2 separate regions of the Mus musculus genome follow, and region 1 is linked to region 2. A link is a contact called in ENCODE Hi-C or POLR2A ChIA-PET data. All regions are on one chromosome and are shown on one strand. The core of a region is the stretch at or near the end of the contact, and the rest is flanking DNA. Distances in the headings are between cores, read along the strand shown.

The links. A loop is a pair of places that touch in the nucleus more often than their neighbours do. ChIA-PET counts read pairs that join two places held with the same protein, here RNA polymerase II (POLR2A).
Region 1: a map of CH12.LX shows a loop between it and region 2 (3-fold over the local background). The contact joins the promoter of Cdc37 here to the promoter of Ppan in region 2. A Hi-C loop is called at or near these places in 6 of 37 maps with a recorded cell type or tissue (CH12.LX, gastrocnemius, heart and 2 more). POLR2A ChIA-PET finds 5 or more read pairs at or near these places in 4 of 5 experiments (Patski and embryonic stem cell).

Annotation. Positions count from the first base shown.
Region 1 is chr9:21,147,968-21,151,365 of GRCm38, forward strand. Cdc37 (cell division cycle 37) reads right to left here and starts at 1,967. Exons shown (of 8, transcript NM_001378796.1): 1 at 1,789-1,967. The coding sequence starts at 1,890. Gm35977 (a long non-coding RNA gene) reads left to right here and starts at 2,001. Exons shown (of 4, transcript XR_870568.3): 1 at 2,001-2,179.
Region 2 is chr9:20,886,505-20,889,698 of GRCm38, forward strand. Ppan (peter pan homolog) reads left to right here and starts at 1,671. Exons shown (of 11, transcript NM_145610.2): 1 at 1,671-1,813; 2 at 1,903-2,073; 3 at 2,834-2,935; 4 at 3,130-3,180. The coding sequence starts at 1,796. It overlaps LOC115487308 (a small nucleolar RNA gene), which reads left to right and starts at 2,980; the gene lies at 2,980-3,064.

The sequences.
Region 1 (3,398 bases), core at 717-3,216, 260 kb after region 2:
AGTTTTTAAGCAGTGCTAGAGATGGAGCCCAAGGCAATGCCATACAACTGAACTCCAGCCCATTTGGTTTTTGATATTGTCTCATGTAGTCCAGGCTAGCCTAGAATTTGCCCTATATCGAGGACTGACTCTGAATCCCAGATCCTCCTTCCTCGTCCTCCTCCTAAGACCTGAGTTTACAGGTGTGCTACCATGCTCAGAAAGTAAGGTTATGTGGGAACATTATCTGGGAGGTCCAGAGTTAACTAGGATGCTCTGAACCCTGGAGAGAGACAGATGAAGCTGGAGGGAACGGGCAGGTAGGACAGGACAGGCTTGGTTTTCTGGGTTGGTGAGCTGTCTTTTCTTTCTCTTCCTCCCCTCCCCCCTCTCTTTATCCTACCCGACTCCCGGCCCCATCCCTCCAGACAGGGTTTCTCTGTGTAGCCCTAGCTAGCTGTAGAACTCTCTGTAGACCAGGTTGGCCTTGAACTCACAGGCCTGCCTGCCTCTGCCCCCTGAGAGCTAGGATTAAAAATGTGTGTCATCATCATCTGGCTCCTGGTTTGGTGAATTTTCAAAGATGGCTACAGTTCATATAGGAGCCAAGGTGGGAAGGAGAGGGTCTACTTACTATACTAGAAGGAGCAGAGGTTCTAACAGGAAGTTAGGTGGGTGGGGTTTCCTGGAGTAACAGGAAATAAGAGTCTACAGGAGGTGAGAATAAGGAGAGCCACTGGAACTGAATGATGGGCAAGAGTGGAGATGGAGGTCAAATACAGAGGATAAGGGGGCTCTACAGGTATGTCCCATGTGGGACTCAAGTCTATAACCCAGGGAAAGGGATCCTGGACTGGGGAATCCCAGCTGCAAGCTAAGATTGACAGTTAAATTAAGGGCTCATTTAGTTTGGAAGTTGGGGGGGGAGGGGGTCGTCTCTGGGCCTTTAATAGAAATTCATGCCTAAGATCCTGGGAAATAGATGCCATAGTCAGAAGTTTTGTGGCTCCAGACTCTAAGTAGTGAGGAGAGGCAGAAGGGAGACGTGCAATATGAAGTGGGTGCGTGGCTGGGCTATGAGATCACCTAACAGAACCTGGGGTCCAGACTCTGAGGAAGAACAGAAGGTTCTGCACAGGATAGTGGGGACCCTACACACAAGGGTCAGCTTGGGGATGGGGAGAGGCAAGACTCTGACTAAAGTATTACCAACTGATAAAATGGCTCAGAGTGTAAAGGTGCTTGTGGCAACGTGGGGCGACTGGAGTTCCACAGCCAGTTCCAACATGGTGAAAAGAGAGGCCCAACTTCTACAAGTTATCCTGTGATCACCATAGGCATGCTGTGCCACGTGCACACGGGAACACACACAATAAATAAACTTACAAACAGAAGAGAACCATAGCACAGAGAGAACGCCTGGAGATACAGGTCAAGAATTACGGTGAAGAAGCCAGGAGTCCTGGGATGGAATTAAAAAGTCCGGCCCTGCATGAAGGCACATGTCTCTAATCCCAGTACTGGGAAGGCAGAGGCAGGAGGATCACTGTGAGTTAGAAACCAGCCTGTTCTACACAGCAAGTTCTAGGCCAGGGAAGGTTACACAGTGAAATTTTGTTTCAAAAAAAAAAAAAAAGAAAAAGAAAAGAAAAGAAAGAGAAAAGTCTAGATTGTGGAGCAGGCGGCTCCAGATGTCAATAACTAAGGTCTCCCCCGCCCCCACGCCAGGTGGCCTGGGGAAGAGGTCAGAACTCTAGAGCGGGGGGTCCCGGGAGTGGGGGGGAAGGGGATGAGCGCGCACAGCCCCACCTGGTGCCGCCAGCGGAAGAGGCTGGCAGTGTCTATGTTGGGGTGCGTCTCGTCCTCATCGTCCGACACCTCGATGTGATCCCAAACGCTGTAGTCCACCATCTTCGCTTCGGAGGCCCGGACTGGCTCCCGGGGCTCCACACGGCCGGGCGCTGAACAGGGACCCACAAGGGCTAGAGAGTCCGCTCGGCGAGCCCCGCCCCTTCCGCTTCCGCCCAGGGCGCCGCGCAGGACGGCCCCGCCCCAGCGTCGGCGCGGGACGTTACGTCCTTAGCAACGGGAGTCGGCGGCATTGGCAACCGGAGGTCTTCTTTAAAGGGCCAGGAGTATGTGGTGAGGCCTTCTGGAAGTTCCCGCCGAAACCAGACTGACCATCCTTTAGAAACAAAAGGTTAGTCGCGTTGGGCGTGGTGGCCCACGGTAATCCAAGTACGCTAGAGGCAAAAGCAGGTGGCTCTCCAGGAGTTCTAGTCCAGCCAGGGCTACATATTGACACTGTCAAAAAGTCAAAATTGGCTGGGCGGTAGTGGCGCTATGCCAGTACTCCGGAGGCAGAGGCCGGCGGATCGAGGCCAGCCTAGCCTACAGAGTAATTTTAGGGACGGTCAGGGTTGTTATACAAACAACACTCTAAAAAAAAAAAGTCAACATTGCATACACTAGCAAGATTTTATCGAAAGGACCCAGATGTAGCTGTCTCTTGTGAGACTATGCCGGGGCCTAGCAAACACAGAAGTGGATGCTCACAGCCAGCTAATGGATGGATCACAGGGCTCCCAATAGAGGAGCTAGAGAAAGTACCCAAGGAGCTAAAGGGATCTGCAACCCTATAGGTGGAACAACATTATGAACTAACCAGTACCCCGGAGCTCTTGATTCTAGCTGCATATGTATCAAAAGATGGCCTAGTCGGCCATCACTGGAAAGAGAGGCCCATTGGACACGCAAACTTTATATGCCCCAGTACAGGGGAACGCCAGGGCCAAAAAGGGGGAGTGGGTGGGTAGGGGAGTGGGGGTGGGTGGGTATGGGGGACTTTTGGTATAGCATTGGAAATGTAAATGAGCTAAATACCTAATAAAAAATGGAAAAAAAAAAGTCAAAATTGAGGCTGGAAAGTTGGCTCAATAGTTTGGAGACTGGCTGGTCTTCCAGAGCACCCGGATTCTGTTCCCAACACCTACATGGCCACTCACACCCATCTGTAAGTCCAACCCAGGATATATATATTATGTCCCCATTTGGCCTTTGACTACACCAGGCATGCATGTGGTGGACAGATATACTTGCAGACAAAACATTAATATACAATTTGTTTTTTTTAATCATGTTTGCCCTTAATTCCCACCCCACCCCCACCCCCACCAGAGTCTCACTGTATATAAGACAGCTCTGGCTGTCTTGGAATTCACTATGTAGACCAGGCTGACTTCAAACTAACAGATCTTTCTACCTCTTCTCCCCAGTGCTGGGGCTAAAGGTGTGCCCCACTACACCAGATCTGCCCTTAAATTTTAAAAAATATTTATTTGTTTGTTTGTTTGTTTGTTTGTTTTGAGACAGAATTACTCTGTGTAGCCTTGGCTGTCCTGGAACTCACTCTATAGACC
Region 2 (3,194 bases), core at 421-2,920:
TTGGGGTGAATGCTCTTCCCTTCACTGAAGGACTTTTGGGAAGAGCCCAAGGTTCTGCAATTGAGATGGGGGTGGGGGGTGGGGTTAAAGGGAGAGAGGAAGGTTTGAAAGATTCAGAGTGCTTGCCTTCCAGAGGAAGTTTCCACACTTCTGCCCATCTGCAGACAGGATTTTGGGGAGCAAAGATGGCCCTCAGGATCTGACAGACAACTGCGTGAGCCCCAAGTGTCAGGGACCACTGTGCCCAGGATCAGGACTGCATCTTTATTCACAGAAGGCAGGGTGCCAGGATACTTAGTTGGGGGTATGTTAAGGGCCTCAGAATAGAGGAATGGCTGTTAAGATACAACAGATGGGACTAGCAGAAGAATGAGCGAGAGAGAAGTGGGGGCAGGAACAAAGGAAGGAAATAGATGCAAGGAAGAAAGAGAAAATGAAGGAGTCAAACTAAAGATGAATGAAAAACATAAGGGAATCCAATACTGGTAAGCTGACGTCACTGGCCGATAAAATTGCCTGGAGAGCTAGCTCAGGGTTAAGAGCACTAGCTGCTCTTACAGAGGACCCAGGTTCAATCCCTAGCACCCACATGGCAACTCACAACCATCTGTAACTCCAGCTCCTTTTTCAGAAGTGACACACAAACATCTGTGCATGCAAAATACCCATGAGCATAACACAATTATATTTTAAAACATTTTAGAGGTCTGGCAAGATGACTTAGTTGAGTAGAGACACCTACCACCAAGTCTGAGGATCTGAACTCCATCTCCAGGCCTCATATGGCAAAAGGAAAGAACCAACTCTTTTTTTAAAGAGTTATTTATTATATGTAAGTACACTGTAACTGTCTTCAGAAACACCGGAAGAGGGCGTCAGAACTCATTATGGTTGGGAGCCACCTTGGGGTTGCTGGGATTTGAGCTCAGGGCTTTCGGAAGAGCAGTCAGTGCTCTTAACCGTTGAACCATCTCTTCAGCCTGAGAACCAACTCTTAAAAATGACCCTCTGATCTCCTCATATGCACCACCACAGATTGGCCTAGTCGGCCATCACTGGAAAGAGAGGCCCATTGGACACGCAAACTGTATATGCCCCAGTACAGGGGAACGCCAGGGCCAAAAAAAAAAAAAAAATGGGAATGGGTGGGTAGGGAAGTGGGGGGGAGGGTATGGGGGACTTTTGGGATAGCATTGGAAATGTAACTGAGGAAAATATGTAATAAAAAATATTTAAAAATAAATAAATAAATACAATCTATTTGGAGAGGGGGTGGACATGGTGGTACAAGTCTTTAGTTCCTGTCCTTGGAAGATACGGGCCCACGGATCTGTGTGAGTTTAGTCAGCCAGGAAGGGTGGCACATGCCTCTAATCCCAGCGCTCAGTGTACGCACGCGGATCTCTGTTAGTTGCAGGCCAGCGTGGGCTGCGTGAGATCCTGTTTCAGAATAAAAAACTGAAAGGCCAAACAAAGGGGGCAGTACGCTTGCCGAAACGTTCAGGATAGGGACTCGAACCCTCAAATAATTGTGAGGCCCCTCTCTTTTGTGCAAAAAGGACCACGGCATCTTTATAAAGACCCCTGGAAAGGATTCTCGGTCCTTTAAGCCGTCCGGAGCCAAGGACCGTTGGATGACGTCACTGGCCGGCACGCAGGAAGTGGGAAGAGTTACGAGCCGCGTGGCACCGGAAGTTGGCCACGTAAAGTCCGTCCTCTTTGCGTCTCCTGCACGGAAGTGAGCGGTGTGCGCCGGAAGCGAATACAGAGGCTGCCTCGTGGGGAAGCAGGCAGCATGGGGCAGTCCGGGCGGGTGAGGCGCGGCGGCCTGGGCGGGCATGGGGCACTGGTGGGGTCGCGGCCGAAGCTTGGGCGCTCACCGCCTGCCTGTCGTCCCCGCAGTCCCGACATCAGAAGCGCAATCGCGCCCAGGCGCAGCTCCGCAACCTCGAGTCCTACGCTGCACAGCCGCACTCGTTCGTGTTCACGCGAGGCCGAGCGGGTCGCAATGTCCGGCAGCTCAGCCTGGATGTGCGGCGGGTCATGGAACCTCTCACCGCTACCCGCCTGCAGGTCTGTATCCCTCAGCCCTTCAGCTCCAGGTTCGGGGCTCGGCATCTTGGCGAGGACTTGGGGCCAGAAGCTGAGCGCCTGCCTTCCATGTGGGAGGGCTTGGCTGAATCCCCAGCACCTCTGACCCAGGCTTAATGGTGTGCAGGCGAAATCGGGAATAGAATCGAGGGGGAAGATCACCATAGAGACCATCTGTGGTTACATAGTGAGGTCTTGTGTAAAAAACGGAAAGTCATACTTTGGGGGCAATCGCTAGGTGACTCAGTGGGAAAGGGGGCTTGCTGTTAAACTGTAGTTCAATTCCTGTGCCCCACGTAGTGGAGGGGGTGAAACAGCTCCTGAAGTCCTCTGACCTCCATCTTTGCGTCCCTCCCAACAGGCTTGTAAAAAATACTTTTTAAAGAGTATTTTTGAGTGCTGGGGCAATAGTTTAGGGGTACAGGTAAAACCCCAATACCTCCAGAAAGGAGTGTGTGGTCAGAAATACCATCTCAGAATAATCGTTTAAACGTCTTCTCTCAATGTTTGTGTCCGTTTCTTTTTTTTTTTTTTAAAGATTTATTTATTTATTATATGTAAGTACACTGTAGCTGTCTTCAGACACTCCAGAAGAGGGTCTCAGGTCTCATTACAGATGGTTGTGAGCCACCATGTGGTTGCTGGGATTTGAACTCTGGACCTTCGGAAGAACAGTCGGGTGCTCTTACCCACTGAGCCATCTCACCAGCCCCTTGTGTCCGTTTCTTTCTCCATTTATCAGGTTCGAAAGAAGAACTCCCTGAAGGACTGTGTGGCAGTGGCTGGCCCCCTGGGGGTCACACACTTCCTTATTTTGACCAAAACAGATAACAGTGTATACTTGGTGAGTGCGCGCCACACCGTCCCTTTCCCTCCCTGAGCCCCAGCTGCTCCTGTCTGATGATGAGCCCATTGCCCTGAGCTCTTGTGATGCTGGCTTCAAAGTAAACGCTCTGAAGTGAAGGAGCAGGGCTTTCCCTTCTCTCGCCCCACCCGCCAGCCAGACCCCTGCACCCTCACCCACCCTTTCTTTGGCAGAAGCTGATGCGGCTCCCAGGAGGCCCCACTTTGACGTTCCAGATCAGCAAGGTGAGAAGGGTAGA